2 separate regions of the Homo sapiens genome follow, and region 1 is linked to region 2. Evidence: chromatin loops called from intact Hi-C (ENCODE). Cell type or tissue: MCF 10A. All regions are shown on one strand. Links, peaks and the distances in the headings refer to the core of each region. The heading gives the core; the rest is flanking DNA.

Region 1 (10,422 bases), core at 1,518-9,517, 190 kb after region 2:
TATATATGTGCCCCATCCATTTAATCACTTAGTAGCTGTCTTGGTTATCAGCTTGGTTGTTGCCATATTGCAGTACTTGTATTCAAGTAACCCTTGCCTTATTTAATAATGGTCCCAAAATGCAAGAGTAGCGATGCTGGCATATTATTATAATTATTCTATTTTATTATTGTTGTTAATCTTTTACTGTGCCTAATGTGTAAATAAATTTTATCATAGGTATGTATGTATGTATAGGAACAAACATGGTACATATAGGATTTGGTACTACCCACAGTTTCAGGCATCCACTAGGGGTCTTCAATGTATCCACCCTCAGATAAGGGAGTACTACTATATAAAGTCTGAAATGTTTGTTAGATATCTAGATGGAGATATTGAATAGAGAGTTGGATATCTGGATTTGGAGTTCATGGGAAAGGACCAGTATCAGTTATCAACCTGAGATACCTCAGTTTATAGATGGTAGTTAATGCCATGAGACTATGATATAATCATGGGAGGGAGTTAGAGAAGTCTGAGTAGTAAGCTGTGGAGTATTTAGATTTTAGGGAAATAAGGAGAAACTAACAAAGAGACTGAGAAGGAGCAGCAAGTGAGGAAGAAAAAACAAAAAATGGGAGACTGAGATGTGCAGGATACTGAGTGAAGATTGTCTTCCCAGGAGCAGAGAGTGTTGGATCTACTGTGTTAGATTCTGCTTACAGATCAAGGAAGACAAAGACTTAAAATTGACATTGGGGTTAGCACTGTGGAGGTCAACGATGACCTTGACACCTACTATTTTAGTAGCGTGATCAATTCAAAAGAGAATTGAGGGAGAGAAATTAGATAAATATGGATAACTATTGCAAATAGTTATGAAGAACACAGAAATTAGGTGACTGTTGGGGGAGGTGAGATCAAGAGAGAGCACTTCTTTTTTCCCCTTATTTAAGATGGGAGAAATGTCAATATATTTTTATACTGATAGAAACAATTAGGAGGAGAGGGAAAATCACAAGTGAAGGAAGAAAAAGGAAGAATTGCTGGAACAGTATCTATAAGAAGATGAGAGTGGATGAGAGCTGTTGTAATATAAGTACAGGGGTTGGGCCTTAGATGGGAATGTAAAATATTTTCACCTGTAGTAATGAGAGGGCACATGGAGTGTATGGGAACAGATACTCTCAGGACACAGGCTTTAGAAGTTCTCTTCTGATTGCTTCTAGTTTCTCAATGAAATAGGAAGCAAAAAAAGCAGCTGAAAGTAAGGGCAGGGGGAAGTGTTAGAGGTTTAAAGAGAGAAAATATGAAATACAGACGGGAGAGTGAATGGACTGAGAAGTGGAGGATGATTACTGGATAACAGTAATGTCCACTTGGGTTAGTGTTAGTGTTATATGAGACCAGTCATGGTTTTGTTTTCTCCCATCACATTAATTATGCAGAGTACAAACACCACAGGGTGGATAGAAAGACATTTAACTAGGGCTTTGTGTTTTCTCAAACAAGATGACAAAATAAGAGGGAGGCAACAAAATCAGCCTGTGAGAGGAGTGTTCATAAGGATTGACCTTGGAATTTAAGCTGCCTGAGGTGTGAAGGTGGCAAGGGAGGGTAAAAAGGTGGTAGTATCGATGAATCACAGGGCCTGGTAGGGGGTCCAGCGTTGTTGGTGATAGGGAATAACCCGAAGAAAGGAGAAAGTGGTGATTGGAAAGTGGGATGCTTCAGAATGAGCTCATCAAGCAGCAGTGTTGTTTCAAGTAGCCTCTATGTTTTAATATTTTGTTTTAGTAGGACTTCAGTAGAAAATCCTATTATCATCTAGATTGTTAATCATCTGATATTAGTTATTTTGCTAGTGAACATTACTATTAGCAAGTCTTGGCTAGCCAGGATCTTTATAAACTTTTTGACATTTTCTCCTGATAAGGCCCCTTATTTGTATCCTGACCTAGGCAGTTAATTTGTACCAGAACATATGAGGGCAAGTTATTTTTCAGGCCAAATATTTTAAAAATAAGAAATGTTCATTATAGTCCTCTACTCCAGGGACATGGATTTCTTGGAAAGTAGCCTCCTGAGACATGAACAATCTTCCAAAATGACTGGGGGCAGAATTCAATATTCTTATTACCATTCTGGAGAGGTATTAAGTACTCCTGAAAAACACCTTCCATCAGATTGGTTTGTCTATGTACTAATCTGTACTCTATGCTAGAAAGTAAGCCTTTAGAAGGCAGAGACCTTACCAGTCTTGTTTGTATTTCCATCCTCAGTGGTTAAATAGGAAAACAGTAGGCTTCTTGAGAATTTTAAATATATTTTATAAATGCTTGTTGCATAATGAAGTGAAGTGAATATATGAGCGTAAGTGTAAATTGCTAGCCAGGTTTAAGCAAGCCAGGTGGTTTTTCAAACTGATCTATGTACCATGGAGGGGGTACTTCTGTTATGCTGATCCCTGAGTTATATCAGAAGACTGTGTGTGTATGTGTGTTGTGTGTGTGTGTGTGTGTGTGTGAACATTGACAGTATGACAGTATCTGCACAGGATAAAGAGATCAATCCTAATCACTGTCCGGTGCAAAACAGCTGTTGCCTGAGCAAGTCAGTGCCCAAGGTAGTTATTAATTTCTCTGGCCTGCATGAATGCTTCCAAAATGATTCTGTCACAGCATGTGTGTTCTGGCATTCCCTCTGAACCCTGGAATCCTGGAGCCAAGGATCTATTAGTGCCTAAAGTGTGGAATGTGAGACATTGATCATCCCTTCTCTAAGCTGGCACTGCTCTGAAGCAGCCTAAGAACCAGGGGAACAAGCCTGCTGCCAAATCCTTCTGGTTTTGGTCCCATTGCAGTTAATGAATCAAAACATTATTTTAGAGACACTTTATATTTTAAACTATTCCAGAAGCCCAGTGAGTACTCTGAATATACTTAGTGAAGATGGATCAAAAAAGCGTTTTATATGCTTACTGTAGAGGCATTCACAAAGACATATAACATGCTATCATCACATTTAACAGGTGCTCATAAGTACTACCAATGTGACTGAGTTGATGGTAGTTTCTGCCAAAGTTTCTGGTGTCCAACTATACTCAACTGCTAAGTATGGCCTTTAAGTAGCTTTCAAAAATAGACTGGAATAGCTGGTTGTAGCTCTGTAAGCAAATGACCTTTGCTTTTTTATTTTATGAAAGTTCAAAAATGTGCTTATATCTCTGCAAACTGGTTTTTGGTTTTAAAAACCCAAAAATGCTTCCACTGCTTTATTGAAAGCCAATTTATAGAGAATAGGACAGAGCAGCTAAAAAAAGTTGGCCTGTATTGAGTATCTCCTACTTATCAGTCAGTATATTAAGCCATGCATTATCAAAATCTTGCAAGATTTGCATATTATTAGTTGGATTTTACAGACAGGAAAACTCAGACTCAGAGACATGCTGAAATTGTCACCAATAAATAGTAAATGGCAGAACCAGGATTTGAATCTGAATTTAGTCTTTCTGAATCTAAAGCTTTCGCTCATTTAATTCATACAGTGTGCTACATCCTCTTTCTTGAGTAACTGGGGTATGTGGAGGAATGAGGGTCTCTCAAGTGCCTTGGGAGTATGGAAGTGACTCTTAGTCTTTTTCCAAATTATTGTATAACCTTGAGCAAGTTGCTTTTCTTCTTAGCATCTCAGTATGCCTTATAAAACTGATCTAGCCTTAGCTGCTTGGAAAAACTTTTATTTTCATGAAGAACTATAAGCTTTCAGAAGAAAGGTGGCATTTAAAGTGCCCAACATTATTCTTAGATAATAAATTATCCTATTGCCAGTTATATCCTGTAGCAATTGAGTACTTTCCTGCTTCTTCCAAAGATGTCCCCAAGTGTCTGTGTCATTTTCAGCAGGTCCTCACAGATGTGTTCTATGGATGAAGACAAAAAATGCCGGAGAGTGGTTATGGCTAAGTGATTCAGCTCTGATTTCTTGTATGGGTTAGTAGTGAAATATTGGACTACTGCTACTCCCTCCACTTTCCTCTCTGACCAAAGCTACAAAGACCTGATGAATTTCAGAAACTTCACCAGAAAAGAAATGGCACCTAAGTGTATTGTGCTATAGATTGGAGAGCTCAAGAAATTCCAGGAAACAAATATAGTTTTGCTAGTAAAAATAAATAGAGAGCTAGTGTTATACAGATATTTTAAAGGTTAGAATATTAGCTTTGGGATGAGCTTTGTCAGTCACTTTTTTATTGAGAAAATAGTGACGGTTCCTACGTCTACCTGGAGAGTCTTTCTAACAATACCACATTTATTAATGGGAGCACAGATGGTTTTCTTGAATGGGAGGAGCAACAAGAATATGGGCATGGATTGCCTGTTTCTATAAAGAAGGTGAGGGCATGATTACTTTGCTGGGCCAACAACGATGAATTGTCCAAAATGGCTATAAAGTTTGTTTTGGAGCTCCTAGACAGTTTCTTAGATAAAATTGTTCTGTGAATAGTTAGAAGTGAATAGACACTATACATTTAGAATTCTAGGACCCAATGCTGGGCCTTGGGTTTACAACTTGCAAGGCATTTCTTTGCCTGGCTTTTAAGTGAAGCCTGATTTTAATTTGTACACAGTGCTTTTGCCTTATTTAAGAAAGAAGATAATAACTAGAACCCTAATTTGCTCAGAGCTGCCTCTTACAACTGATTTTATTTACTTATAGGGCATAATTACATTTAGAAAGAGTTTTATGACATCAGCAATAAAATCAAATGAGTGTATAACTTTTCTAGTCATTTATTTCCTACAGATAATTTAATAGTCCAGACATTAAATTTGGATCATTCTTTCCCTTGAAAACAGAATGTTACTCTCAAAGAGTTGATTTTCACTGTTATAAGAGGTTGCACTCCCTTTTTGGTTGGCCTGCAAGCTTTACTTTCTTGAAACTGTAGTGAATTTTATATCTTCCTAGACTTGTTCCTGTGTTAGTTGCCCTGAAGTAAACATTCCTTCCAGGAGAAAATGTTTGCACTCCTTGCAGGAGCAGCTTCTGTGGCTGGAGAGGATGAGTAACAAGACTTTGCATTTGTGCATCCATGCTGTGAACATAGTCCAGAATGATGGTTTGTTCCTGGATGATAATGGGAATCTAATTAAATGTGCCACACTTAATAAAATCACTGCATCTACTTAGAAAGAATCTGGGATTTAGGGACTAAAGATCAAACACCAAGGTCTGGTTCTCCTGCTGAAATATCTTGGCCAAATTATTTAATATACTGGATCCTCCATTTCCTATGTTGTTAAGTGCTGATGATAAAAATAACTGCTGACTATATTGCTGTGAGGATCAAATGAGATTTTTGTGTGAAAACATAATATAAACTATAAAATACCAGACACATTAGTGATGACCCCTTGAAAGACTCAAAAGAGTATATATGCTCATACAGAAAAGCAGATGATCCTGTATCAGGGTAAAGCAGGCACAAAGTGCTTTGGTAAAAAGAGAATTTTCTGTGAAATACAGGTGGGTTACATGTTCTCTCTTCCTTTATTTCTCTTCAACCAACAGTTTGTATTTAAACCTTACTTTCATTTGGCAGAGAATCTAACGCTTAGTATGATACATTTACCTGGAGTTTATCTGAAAGCTAATGTTCTAGTTTTATGTGACCATGTTCAAGCTACGTTGATACCCAAGTACATTATGTGGTTTTAGAGTTTAGTGTTTCTTATGGCTTTAAAGAGTTAATAAAACTTTAACTACTTAATAAACTGCTATGAAACAACTGTGACACATGTTTTTGTCATCAGATATACTGGGAAGTAAAGTGTTTTAATTAGCATTGGGGCCAGGTTCTATCCTCTATTTCACCTTGATTTCTGATTTTGCAATGAGTCACAAAAACTGGTCAGCTTTACAGCCTAGAGCTTTGTAATTGGCTGCAAATGAGTCAGATTCCTGTTCTGTCTGGTTGTTAATACCATTGGCAAGTTTATGTAGATAAACAATAAAAAGAGTGCCAAATTCATTTGAGGACAAACAACATATTATAGTTTGGCAAGCATCCTTTGTCGTTTCATGTAGACTTAGTTTTAGGCATAGAAAAAATATGACTCCTAATGCAAGGTGAGAAAGTATGTCAAGATGTTTGAGATATATTACCTAAAACAAACAGTAGTATACAATGTGAGGAAAGCTAAGAGCTGGAGAGAAATAATCATGTACAAAGAGCTGTTTACCTCACTGGAAAATGATCCTAATCAGGAATTTGCATTTCTTTAAAGCCTTTCTGTTAGTGATAATATCTTTATCCCTATTTCTCAAAAGGCAATTATCACATATAATGGTTTATAATAGAAGTGCTATTGCTCTCCTAGTATTCAGCATGTAAGATTTTTTATTGGTATACTTGTCTTTTTTTTTTCTAGGCACCTGCAATTATATTTACATTCTGACAAAATATAGTAGAGGTGGCACTTAAATCTTCAAGTTCCTGTCTATGATCCTAAGCAATTTTACAGTCTTTTCAGCTTTGTTTTCTTGTAGCAATTTCAAGTGCAATTAGGGATATAAGTATAACTTGTAAAGTTTCCACTAGGAGAATATATTTTATATTTTGGTGCTGGATAACATTACAATAACTTGCTTTACAATTAGTGTAGCAGATCTGGGATCAGCTCAGGATCAGAAGAACCTTAGTAGTAAAGCTGTAAGTCTTTAGCTTGAACGTGGGAAACATTCTGACTGTGTGAAGATAAAGAAGAAAGGTGGTGAAGTACTGGCATTTGTCAGAAATGTTGAGTGGATGGCAGAGTGGGTTGTTGATGATAGTGCAGTGAATTATGCAACAGATGACAATTTGTGAGGACTGGAAGAAGGAAGATTGCAAACATCACACAAATTGTCTTCCTGGTTCTAGATGAAAATATAGAACTGTGATTATTCTACCAAGAAAAGATAATGAAATACATATGAAATACACTAATTTGCATTCACCTAACAATCATACATTTACTAAGCCTCTCCATAGGGTCTCTGAAGGGTCTGGAATTTCCCCATATTTACAAGCTAAAAAGTTAGTGCTGCCAGTTTCATGGGTATAGGCAGAAGACACAGTCAGGACTCATTAGAGACAAGAACATTATTACTTATAGTACAACATGTAGGCTGAGCTTTCCATCCATGTCAGTTTCCCCCAAGTCCACTGGAAGCAACATAGAGGGCTCAGGTAGATGCTGCATACATAGTAGATTTGTGTTAGAGTTGAGAGATGTGAGCTTGGGGAGTCTATCACTTTTAGAGCAAGCTCGCTCTTTGTCCCAGGGAGAGATGTTACTTCATTCCTCAAGGATGCCCTGAGAAAATGCCTGGATAGAGAGCAAAGAGTGTCCAGAGCCTCACATTCGTGGCAGACCCAGTATGATTTCAGGGATGCTCCGGGTCCATGGTGGATAGCCTCTTCCAACACTAAGGAACTCATATCTTATAAACAATGTGTCTATTGTAACATGCATAACAACTATACACATATATTTGCAGTTTCAAAGCATTATTATTCCCTGTTTTTAGCAAGTGAGGAAGTTGAGGCTCAGTGTATTTGAATAAGAAGCTAAAATCACAAATAAATGACATGGCAGGCACTGCAGCATAGCATTCTTAGTTCATAGCCTAATGCTACTACCATTAGCCAGTTTACCTCACTGCTAAAGAATTTTCAAGCCATGTTGGCTCCATGTTTTAGTGAGAGCTTTTCCATTACTTTATTTATTGCTCTCTACATTTCAGGAAATGAGCACTCCTTTCCTGAAGTTGTTCATCTTTGCTGTCTTTTGATTCTGTCAGTCTACTGTGTTCCTACATCTTTTCTTCCTTTAGCTTGGAAAAATCTGTTTATTTCTAAAGGCCTTTCACAAAATTCTAGGAAATAGACTCAAAACAATGAAATTGCCTGTTATCTTAGAACTGTAGAATTGTAGAAATAAAATGTACATTAGACTCACAATTTAACCATTCCACCTTCATTTTAGGAATAAAAAAGAGAGGTCCAGAGAGCCTCAGTGAATTTCCACTCAAGGTCACAGGTCTTATTAGTAGAAAAGAGAAGACCAGAACCCACTGTTTTAATATCTAAAATTCAGCATTCTTGTAATTATGCTACGTTACATCATGAAAGAAAAAGAATTAAAGGATATTGGTAGAAGCTTACTACCTTCACATTATATGTTCTCAAGTTTGGTTTAGTAACAATAGGACTTCTGTTTTACATATACAAGATAATACTTAGCTATCAAAATAACAGAATTATAATTCCTTATAAGTCATGAGTTCCAAACTCAAATGCTCTTCTAAGATCAGCAGGTAACATCAATGTGTGAAATAGCTGATGTGATCAATGGAAGGAATGGAGTCTATGGCAATCTAGAGAAAGCACAGCCATCTAGACACACTCTGATTTAACATTTCCTAAATACCACATGCCCCCCAAATCCATGTCTGCCTCTGGCTTTGACCTTCTTGCTGCCATTTTGCAATACCTTACCTGAATAGTGTGGTTTTAAAAGATTTTTTTATATCCTTAAATGTGATTTTTGTCACATAGACTTTCAGAGCTAAATGGGATATTAATTATCAGCTGCTCTAACCCATCATTATGCTGAAATGGAAATAAAGAAGATTCAGTGATATGCTGAAGTCCACAAAGCTAGTTTGTCACACGAATTGTGACTAGAAGTAGATTTGCATACTCCTAGTCCACTGTTTTTTCTACTTTATCTTGAAACTTTTTTAAAAAAGAATATCCTATTTTGCAATGAAAGCAATGGGAAAATTAGATTTGACATGTAGCAGTGTATTTTGTACATGACTTCTGGAGAACCAATTAATAATTACTTATTGAGTACTGTATATTACCAAGTTACATGGGGCATACAAAGATATAGAATTTTTTTTTTTATTTGTGTCTTCTCCAGTTGGGAAGTCAAAACTAATATAGGAGAATAACTAAATGCTACAATCTTTGGCATTGACTTTAAATATAATAAAACTTCAGAAAGAACAGAAAGTATTGGTGACTGAAAGCCTTAACTCTCCATAACCCAACAATTATTTTTAGTAGCATATTTTTAAAACCTTCTTTCATGACCAAAGGAATACTATGATATTTACTAGAAGGTGCCAGTACTAGAATTATGTGTGTGCAGGTATATGTGTGCTAGAGAGATACTGAATTCGAATCTTTGCTATTCATTATTTATGTTAAATTATAATTTTTGCCTATTGATATCTTAAATATCTCCTTGGGCCTATTTTGACGTTTATGGCAAGTAGGAAAATGGATATAAAAGGTATGCCAACTCAAGTCGTGCTGTAATGGAGAGAGATACCTACCCTCTGATGGAGGTGTTATTAGAAACACCAGTTAAAAAAATAATGCCACAACTATTGCTGTCTATGCCTTTTGACTTATGTTTTCTTTTTACTGGTATTAAAGTTCCGTTTTTGTACCCTGTCATGCTATAGTCAGCCCTACTCTAATAGTTGTATCCTGGTAGAAAATTTTACTCCTATGCCTATTGTATTAGGGCTCTCCAGAGCCCTAATTTTTATATATTTTTATAAATATATAAAAAGAAACAGTAGGATATATATGTTTCTTTTTATATATTTATAATATATAAATATATTTTATTTTTATATATTTTTATATATTTATAATATGTATAATATAGATATATATGATTTATTATGGGAATTATATCATTAGCATGTGATTATGGAGGCTGAGAAGTCCCACCATATGCTGTTTGCAAGCTGGAGAACCAGGAAAGCTGGTGTTGTAAGTCCAAGTCTGAAGGCCTTAGAACCAGGGGTGTAAGTTCTGGAGTCAGAGTCCAAAGGCTTCAGAATGTCTAAGGGCAGCTCTCATGTCTAAGGGCAAAAGAAGATGAACATTCCAACTCTAGAAGAAAGAATTTGCCCTTCTTCTGCCTTTTTGCTTTATTTGACTACTTGATGGACTGAAGTTGCCTATCCATGTTCATGAGGATGGATCTTCTTTATCCAGTCTACCGATTCAAATGTAAATATTTTCTGGAAACATCCTCACAGACACACACAGTAATAATGTTTTCTAGCTATCTGGGCATCCCTTAGCTCAATCAAGTTGACACATAAAATTAATCATCACACCTGCTTTGCAACTTTGTTGGCATTCTTGGCAGATTTATCTCTTCTGCCTCTCTTTTTTCCATCTCATATGCTCAGCCTTATTACTCTGTCCGGAGAACTTTTCCTTCATAAGTACCCTGAAATTAATCCTAATCTAGGGGTCAGAAAACGTTTTCTGTAAAGGGTGAGATAGTAAATATTTTTGGCTTTGTGGGCCGTATGATCTCTGTCACAATTATTCATATCTTTGTGGCAAGGAAGTGGCCA
Region 2 (10,422 bases), core at 1,123-9,122:
ATACAAGTAGAGGTAATTTCAAAAGAAGAATATCTGAAAATTTTTACCTCTCAATTCACTAATGACTCATTAGTATACATATTATTTAATTATAATGTGATTAAAATTCTAAGAATAAATACTTTTCAATTCTTACTACTGTAAAGCACACTTCTTGAACCTTAGTTAATATTTACTGACTACTGTCACCTGTGATAACACAGTAAGTATAACTTATACAGTAAACAATCTGATTGGCTGCTGAAAAAGGAATGGAGAATAAAGGATTTAGGACCATGTATTGTAGAATTCAGATAATTAAAAAAAAAAAAACAAAAACGAGTGCCTTTATGGTCTATGGGATGGTCACAACGCATTGCTTAAATTTGTGTGGGAAATACACCTATTCTTCCTGATATTTACTTTCACAACCGTAATCTGTAAGATGAAACTGTGTCCTTAAAACATCAAGTTATATCCAGTAGAGGAATTGGACAGGTGTGCTGGAGGGTGGTTAGAGGGAAATTCCTAGTAATCACCTTCTGTGTACTATGCAACGTATTATATGTGTCTATAAAACATTTATAATGCTCATTTTATAGATGAGGAAGTTGGCCTAAAACTGCCCAGTGTCACACAATTCCTAAATGAAAAACCAGGCATGATTCTTTCTTCATGTTCAAAGCTCGTATCCTTTTTTTAAAAATTTATTTCAGTAGCTTTTGGGGTAGAACTGTTTTTTTGTTACGTGGATGAATTATATAGTGGTGAATTCTGAGATTTTCATGCACTTATCACCTGAGTAGTATATATTGTATCTAATATATAGTTTTTTATCCTTAGCCCTCCTCTTACCCTCCCCCTACTGAGTCGCTAGAGTCCTTTACATCACCTTATATAAAGCTCATGTCTTTTAACAACAAGTTGTTGCTTTACTTTGGCCCTTCTCTGATATTCTTTCCCTCTTCAATATTTCTCAAATAATGATAATTTCCTTAGATATTTTATGACAGTTTTCAGTATTCCAGCAGGTGCAGTCATTGTGGACTGGTGAGAGAGGAAGAGATAGAAAAGCAGCTTAAACTTCTGAACTGTTAAAGAACTCCCAGAGGTCTTGGCTTTGAATACAAGAAAAGGAATATGAATATTTGCATATATTTCTAGGTGCTCTTGCCACAATTGCTGATTAGTAGAATGGGTTGGGTGGTGGAGTATAGCATATTATCCTACGACTGACAAATGAAGGTAAGCTATTCTTCCAGTGGGATACCCAGATCAGTATCTGTACTATCTCAGAACTCTGCATATATTCCCAGGGAAAATCTTGAAGTCTTTCTCAAGTATTACACACATATGTACATATGCATGCAGCCCCCAAAGGTTAAATTGAACAGAAGGTTCTGTTAAATTAAGGTTAATTAACAGAAATAATAGAAATCTCTAATTTCTAACCTTTATTTATATTCTATATTTTATGAAGTACAGTATGCAAGAACCACAGCATAAATCAAGAAGTTACAGACCAACCAGTTTTAAGAAAATGGAAGCAAAGCATCATAATAACCCACCAGCTTTAGGACAAAGAACTTTAATTTTTTTTCATATAATGTAGGTTAATTAGAATTAAACCTAGAAGGCTAAATGCATTGACAATTTTACAAGTTAAATTTTATTCTACTTTGTAAAAGTATGAATAACTCTTAATTTTACCTTTTATTTCACTAATCTTATATTTTAGAACAAAATTCCATTGACCCTTCAATGAAGAGTTCTAATTTACATTTCAAATTTGTGCCTAATTATAAAATTTTAGAATAACTTAGGAAATCATGTGGTCTCTAGCTTTCAAACTGATTAATTGCTTAGGCAATGATATTAAACTCTGGTTTGATATCACTCCAGGGTGAGTACAGTGATCTAAAAATTATTGAAATAAACTTTAAACTACAAAGTAAATGTATACTTTGAATATTGAGTTGGTAGACATAAAAAACTATTTAAACCAACTTGATCTATGTGTCATTAATAGAATACTCATTTAAACAATGGGAGAATGTGAATTCTTTTCAAGTGTACTTGGAACATTCTCTAAGATAGACCATATGCTGAACTATAAAACAATTTTCAACTAGGTTTAAAGGATTGAAATTATGCAGAATTTGTTCTGTGACCACAACTGAATTAAATAAGTTATCAATAACATAATAATCTAGAGAATTCTGAAATGTTTGGAAATTTAACAACACACTGTAAAAAAACTGATGGGTCAAAGAAGAAATGACAAGAGAAATTAGAAAATAGAACTGAATATTAATGAAAATAAAATATATAAAAATTTGTGAAATGCAGCTAAAGCAGGGTATAGAAATCCATTCATATCTTTAAATGCTTATGTTAGAAAAGCGATTTAAATATAATGATCTTGGCTTTCATCATAAGAAACTAGAAAAAGAACCCAAAGTAAGTAGGAGGAAAGAAACAATAAAGAGCAGAAATTAACAACATAAAAATTAGAGAAACATTAGATAAAATCAATACAACCAAAAGCTACTTCTTGGAAAGTACAAAAAATGTTGATAAACCTCTCATCAGACTAATCAAGAAAAAGAGAGACAAATCACCAATGATTGAAAGAGGGGATATCACTACAGATCCTACAGAATTTGAGAAGACAACAGAAAATATTTATGAACATCTTTGTGCCAATAAATGTGACAACTTGGATTAAATGGACAAATCCTTGAAAAATACCAATTAACAAAATGAACTAAAATATAAATAAAAAATGAGAATAGATCTATCTCTACTAAATAACTTGAATTCATAAATAGAAACCTTACCTCAAAGGAAACCATAGTTTTACTAGTGAATTCTATAAAACATATAAGAAAGAAATATTTCTGGCTTTATAAAAACCTCTTCCAGAAAATGTGAGGCCAAACTAATTTTATGAGGCCAACATTACTCTAATATTAAAACGAGTTATCACAGTAAAATAAAACTACAGATCAATATCCCTTGTGACATAGACAAAAAAATCTGTAACAAAATATTGACAAATATGTATTATGTTAGAAAGATAGTAACTCTCCACTAAGCATGGTTTATACTAGAAATGCTGATAGAATCTACACCCAACCTAAACAAATGAGGCATTTAAGTTGGCAGAAAACCTTTTCAAAAAACCCTGCTAAACGCGAGTTTATTGTTTAAAATCGCCTACTTTAAAATATATCTATAGGATTTGCTAAACATATAAAGCTTTACAACACAATTCTTGTTGGCTACTTCTAAGTTTGCATGCTACATTCTTGCATCTTATTTTTCTAAAACCTACCCATTAGCATTGGTATTGTGCCTGATTTGATAGACATTTTCATAATTCAGAAGAAAATGGAGGAGATTAAAAGAAAAAATTTTAGTTGTCTGCTTTTCTGATCTAGAATAATTTTTCTATTTAAGGCTACACATTGAACAAATACAAATCTTTTAAAATTGAAAAAATATATTTTTTGCTTATGATAAAAAATTTATATAATGCAAATAAACAAAAAGTATAAAACATAGTCTAAGATTCCATGCTTCTAGATTATTATAATCAATGTCTTGATGTAACTTCTCTATACAGTTTAATAATAAATATGTCAGTGGGAAGAGAACTAGGGAGAATTAATAACTGTGAGATTTAATCTGGAGAAAATGAATGTAGGACATTGGGTAAGTGACTTAATCCCTTTGGGCCTCAGTTTCCTCATCTATAGAATGTGGGGACCTGATTAGACATTCTCATGGTCCCTTCTAACTTTTAAGTATATATTATTTCAAAGTGAATCTCACAACTCTTGAAGGCATAGAAATAAAGTGAAAGTCTATACTAAGCAGAAGGTGGCAGTGTTGTTGAAGAAAAGGCCTAGATTTTAATACCAGTAAATGCAGGTGGATTGCTATGCATGGTGTTTGCACCTTGATAAAATTAGTGCTGGAGCAAATTAGTGACAAACCACTAATTTAGCAGGATTAAGATATCCTGTTATAACAGGTAGTTGTTTTTCTGAGGTCAATAATATCATTATATATGACATTGCTTTGCTGTGAAATGAGACAGAATCAAATATGATAACCTAAAGCTCACACAAATATAGAAATCATGCTAAGCTCAGAGCTTTTAAGTGAATAATAATTATTGTTATATTGGTTTCAGGTATTTTGAAAGAGTTTGCCTGGCTATTATTAAGTGACAACTTCCTCATACATATTTGCAGTTTGGCACAGATATTTTTAGTGAGGCAAAGTTTTTCATTCTTTGTTTTCCAACTTTTTGAAATAAAGGAGGATTCAAGCACACACGTTTTAATGGGCTTTAGAGAGCTCATCTTTAACACATAGTAATGGTATTCAATAATTCAATCTTTGTTCTTTGTCTTAGAAATATCTGAGTTCAGTGCTTATAGTGGGGTTAAGATATGATATTTAAATTTATGATTTATTGTTTGTTTAGCATAACATACTAGAATACCATTTAATAAGGCAATCGATTGTAGGGACAATTGTTAAATTAAGATTTCATTTAGAATGAAGAAAATCTGTTAGTAGATTTTGGTTGAGTCAGGTACAGTACTCCCCTAAAATCCCCCAAATTTCTACATTAACTAGATACCACTGTCTTAGTCCATTTGGACTACCATAACAGTGTATGATAAATCAAGTAGGTTATAAACAACAGAAATTTATTTCTCTCTGTTCTGGAGTCCAAGATCAAAGTGCCAGCAGCTTCAGTGTCTGGTGAGAGCCTACTTTCTGGCTCATAGACAACACCTTCTTGCCGTGTCCTCACCTGTCCCTCACACATCATTAGGAGTGAGGGAGCTCCCTTGGGCCTCTTGTGTAAGGCTCTGCCCTCATGACCTCATCACCACCCAGAGGCCCCGCCTCCTAATATCATCACTTTGGGGGTTAGGATTTCAGCATATGAATTTTGGGGAGACACACACATTTAGACCATAACAACCATTTTTTACTGCAATATCCCTCTCCCCTCTGCATTTCTGGGAATATATACTATAGGAAGCAGATACACATCCACGCCAAATTGTCTTTCTGTCCCTCTGCAAAATTTTGGGGAAAGATTAAACTATCAGAAAAAACAGAATCAGCTATGCCAAAGATGAAGCATGAGATCACATGTTAATGCTAACACTCTTCCAAAACTCCTTTTTGTCTGGGTTTGTGTCATTTGCATGCAGCCCACAGGGTGGAGGCAGAAACCAGTGTGGGAGAGTGGGAGGCCTCTCCAGTTGTAGGAGTCAAAGCCTCCATTCTTAGTTGAATACCCTTTATTTATTTCTCCTGCCTGATTGCCCTGGCTAGAACTTCCAACACTATGTTGAATAGGAGTGGTGAGAGAGGGCATCCCTGTCTTGTGCCAGTTTTCAAAGGGAATGCTTCCAGTTTTTGCCCATTCAGTATGATATTGGCTGTGGGTTTGTCATAAATAGCTCTTATTGTTTTGAGATATGTCCCATCAATACCTAGTTTATTGAGAGTTTTTAGCATGAAGGGCTGTTGAATTTTGTTGAAGGCCTTTTCTGCATCTATTGAGATAATCATGTGGTTTTTTGTCTTTGGTTCTGTTTATAGGATGGATTACGTTTATTGATTTGTGTATGTTGAACCAGCCTTGCATCCCAGGGATGAAGCCAACTTGATCATGGTGGATAAGCTTTTTGATGTGCTGCTGGATTCGGTTGGTCAGTATTTTATTGAGGATTTTTGCACCGATGTTCATCAGGGATATTGGTCTAAAATTCTCTTTTTTTGTTGTGTCTCTGCGAGGCTTTGGTATCAGGATGATGTTGGCCTAATGTAAATGACGAGTTAATGGGTGCGGCACACCAACATGGCACATGTATACATATGTAACAAACCTGCACGTTGTGCACATGTACCCTATAACTTAAAGTGTGTGAGTATATATATGTATATATGTGTATATATATGTATATATATGTGTGTATATATATATTTATATATGTATATATGTGTATATATATGTATATATATGTGCGTGTGTATATATGTGTGTGTGTGTGTGTGTGTGTGTGTGTGTGTGTGTGTGTATATATATATATATAGCGCCTCCATTCGCCCACTGCTGGGCCACCATCCCCCAAGGTTGTTGCCTTACTCCTAAATTACCATGGCTTTTCCAGCAGGAACATTAAAGTTTCATTTTAGGTAACATCTTTCCTTCTTTATGAAGCTGACTCCATGTATCTAAGCTACATATTCTCATGTCTGGGGTAACTTCCTATATTATACCATGAGCATCTCTTTCTATTGCCTCAAATTCCCATGGCAGCACCCATCAGAGTGACCTCCTTGTTCTTCCTTGATGATGCCAGACCTGTTCCCACCTCAGGACTTTTACAGTGGCTGTTCCCTATGCCTGGAATGCTTTTCCCCTGATAATCATGTGACTAACTTTCTTAATGCTTCCAAATCTTTTTGTTCTAATGTCGCTTTCTCTGTGAAGACTTCCCTGATCTTCTATATGCAGTTGCTACTCCCTTCACCCCCACCGTCCTCTGTCCCCAGCATTCCCACTCCCCTTTCCTCTCAATTTTTTTCCATAGCACTTCCCACCTTCTAATAACTACATAACTTACATATTGATTTTGTTTACTGTTTGTCTCCCTCTGCCAAAATGTAAGCCCTACGAAGACAACACATTTTGTCTGTTTGACTCACTGCTGCATTTTCAGTGCTAAAAAAGTGCCTGTCAGAACAGAAATAAGCAATAACTACTTCTTGAATGAAGATATCAGTACATTTTCTCAAAAGAATTTTCTAAGTGGTTAGAAAATTATTATTCTCTATTCATTTTCTTCAAAATAAAAGAAGGAACAGGGATGTATGCAGTAGACAGAAGCATACATACTTTTCAAGCTTGGTAGATATTTTAAAAATATTTCAGAGTTTCTTTGTATTCTTAATGCAACCAAAGACGACTTACAGGAAAATATGTGTCAGGATAAGAATTGAATTCATATCCTGCTGTATAAACTTAATAATAGAATAATTTTAAGATATAGGTTAAGGCCAACTTGGATCTTTTTGAATATTCTCACAGGTAAGTTTATTATTCTGTGCCCAGTGTTTCCTCTAGTGGGCTGCAGTAATGCTTTGGCTGCCAGGTCACTGGGCAACATTGCCAAGAGGTGCTGAACATTCTAACTCCCTTCCTTTCCTTCCCCTGGCTAACCTGGAAAAGTGCAAGAAGTATAACATATTCTGTAGATCACTAGCCAAAGTGTGGTTCCTCTGGGGTGCGTATCTAAGTTATGTGCTTATTAGGAGCTTTGTGAGTTAAAAATCTATACTCAAAGAAAGTTATTCTGATGATACTTTACCTATAATTTGGAAAGCAAAAAAGCAAATTTTCAGACACTCTGAGCTCAACCCAAACTGGATAACTCTGTTTTCCTTATAAATACAATTTAAAAGTTAGCCTTACGCCAGGATCCTCCCTTCTCTCTGTTTTTAAAAAAATTTAATTTAAAAGCAAATTTTACTTTTTTTTCTTTTTTTTATGAGACAGGGTCTTGCTCTGTCACCCAGGCTGGAGTGCAGTGGTGACATTTCAGCTTACTGCAACGTCCACCTCCCGGGTAGCTGCCTCAGCCTCCTGAGTAGCCGGGATTATCCTGCCTCAGCCTCCTGAGTAGCTGGGATTACAGGTGCGTGCCACCACACCTGGCTAATTTTATTTTTTTTGTATTTTTAGTAGAGATGGGGTTTCACCATGTTGGCCAGGCTGGTCTTGAACGAACTCCTGGACTCTAGTGAGCCGCCCACTTTGGCGTCCCAACGTGCTGGGATTACAGGTGTGAACCATCGTACCTGGCCCAGAGACCCTCCCTTCTCTTGAACAGATCTTTTCAGTTTTCTTACATTCAAAATTTCCTCATTTTTAAGGCTCAGTTTAAAGGCTACTTCTTGCTTATTTTTGTTCCTGGATTCTCCAGATGGAAGGTAGTATCTAACTTCTGTCTACCACCAATGCTAGTCTTTCATTTTGAGGAGTTTATAGGCCAGCAGGAAGGATAAGTTGTGTTTGCTAATAACTATGAAACAAGCTAGAAATTGATCAACGTGGTGTTGGATAATCCGATACAATCCTACAAACATTTAGAGACAGATAGTCAGCTTCTGACTGCTTCATGGTGGAGGTGGTATTTGACCCTTAAGGAATGGATACAATTTGGGTGGGCAGAGAAAGAGGAGGAAAGAAGGACTTGCCAAGTTAGAAGTTAAGAGCAGACACAAACATGGAAACAGGAATTCTTATAAGAAATAGTTATTGGTTCAATGAATGTGATGTAACAAAGTTTAACAAAGGAAACCTAATGAGAGCCAGGGCTGGAAAGGTAAGATTGGTCCAAACCATGAAAAGATCTGAGTGTCAGGCTAAGGAATTTAGATTTTTTTTTTTTTTTTTTTTTGAGACAGTCTTGCTCTGTTGCCCAGGCTGGAGTGCACTGGCACGATCTTGGCTCACTGTGACCTCTGCTTCCTGGGTCCAAGTGATTCTCCTGCCTCAGCCTCTGAGTAGCTGGGATTACAGGCACCCACCACCACGCCTGGCTAATTTTTGTATTTTTAGCAGAGACAGGGTTTCGCCATGTTAGCCAGGCTGGTCTTGAACTCCTGACCTCAGGTGATCCACCCGCCTTGGACTCCCAAAGTGCTGGGATCACAGGCATAAGCCACTCTGCCTGGCCAGGAATTTAGATTTCTATTGAAAATGGAGAATTATAGACTTTTTTATCAGACAAGTGACATGGACACAGATCTACTTAAGATTAAATTAAACCAATGTATAGATAGAATGGCTGAGAGTGGGGACATTCTGTAGACACGGAGACCATTGCAATAATCAAGCAAAGAGATGATAGAGGCATGAACGTAATAGTAGCAGTGAGAAAAGAAAGATTGGGATGGTTGATTGACAGGGCTGAGCTAGAATCAACAGGACTAGACAACTGGCTGGTTGAGTAAAGGGAAGAGGTGTTGTGTCTAGGTTACTGGGAGAATGGTGTTTATTAACCAAAATGAGTATGTAGGTTTTTTTGTATGTGGGAGAGTTAGGTTTTACTGAGAAAAGAAGAAAATGTTGTTTAGGGTTGTTCCAGAAATATATCAGAGTGGCTAACTAGTAGGTTATAGATGCCAGCTTTTTCTAACTTCATAAATATTATTATATAGGCAATTTAAGGTGAAGAACAGTGTCTGATATTTTTCATTTTCACCTTTCATCTATCCTGAGATCTAGAACAGTGCTAAGCACATTGTAGGTACTCAAGACATATGTATTGATTGATAATGTATTTTACTTTTGGAGACAGGTTTGTGGAGAGAAGGTACTGGCCTCACTCTAAAATTGCTGATTAAAAAGTGCCCACTGGCCAGGCATGGTGGCTCATGCCTGTAATCTCAGCACTTTGCGAGGCCAGGGTAAGCAGATCATTTGAGGTCAGGAGTTTGAGACCAGCCTGACCAACATGGTGAAACCCCGTCTGTATGAAAAATACAAAAAATTAGCCGGGCAAGGTGGCACACGCCTGTAATCTCAGCTACTCAGTAGGCTGAGGCACGAGAATCACTTGAACCTGGGAGGCGGAGGTTATAGTGAGCCGAGATCATGCCAGTGCACTCCAGCCTGGGCAACAGAGTGAGACTCCATCTTAAAAAAATATAAAAAGTAAAAAATAAAAACCACCCATGGCTCTGAAGTTTCCTTCCTTGACTAGCCTGAGGCCTGACATTCCCTGCACTTGAATTCTTTGGGTTACTACAATGTAGGTGGCCATTAACATGTAAATGATATCTGCATGGACATAACACACTACAGCATTAGGTCTTTATTAGTTAACATATTCTTTAAATGAACAAATCAGTTCCTTAGATGAGAGCTGGGTTCTAAGGGAATAAGAGAAAGGACAGGTACTTTCTGTAGAGAACAAATGAGAAGGGAAATTGTGAAAGTAGGGTCAGTGACAGGCCCAGTAAAGTGGTGAATTCTGGGCAGATCTGAAGTAGGGGCTGGAGGAAAGATGGGAAAGAGTAGTGCTGGGCAAGCAAAAACAATAGAAATTCACTACACTGAATGAATGGGATCATTTAATTCACAGTGTAAACCAAGAATACAATTTTAAGCCCCCCAGCCAGTTAAATGGATCCTCTTGTTGGCCACAGGCATTCCAAAGTAAATCTGAAACACTAGTTAAGGCCATAATGGGAAGTAGGGGGGTGTCAAACATTCCTCACTATACCATCCTCCCTTTGGAATTCAGACACAACTGACCAGCGTTAAAATTAAAACAGAGATCTTAAGACTGACAAAACTGACACTTTGTTGCAGTAAGATACACAATTCCAGCCTGA

What was found. A loop is a pair of places that touch in the nucleus more often than their neighbours do. Peaks named below come from ENCODE experiments on the same cell type or tissue, not always from the same donor. Only the 100,000 strongest peaks of a DNase experiment are listed, where the experiment ranks them.
Region 1: a loop joins it to region 2, with 3.0 times the contacts of the local background. A loop is called at or near these places in 3 of 110 quality-filtered maps.

The regions. Positions count from the first base shown.
Region 1 is chr4:149,704,434-149,714,855 of GRCh38, reverse strand. All of the region lies in intron 5 of IQCM (IQ motif containing M), which reads left to right. Among named protein-coding and RNA genes, the nearest start is that of IQCM, 110 kb to the left of the region's middle. In MCF 10A, for the core only: no CTCF peak of the experiment used is centred there; a DNase peak (open chromatin) is centred at 5,935.
Region 2 is chr4:149,891,438-149,901,859 of GRCh38, reverse strand. No RefSeq gene overlaps it. Among named protein-coding and RNA genes, the nearest start is that of IQCM, 81 kb to the right of the region's middle. In MCF 10A, for the core only: CTCF peaks have their summits at 3,885 (motif pointing right) and 5,237; a DNase peak (open chromatin) is centred at 5,219.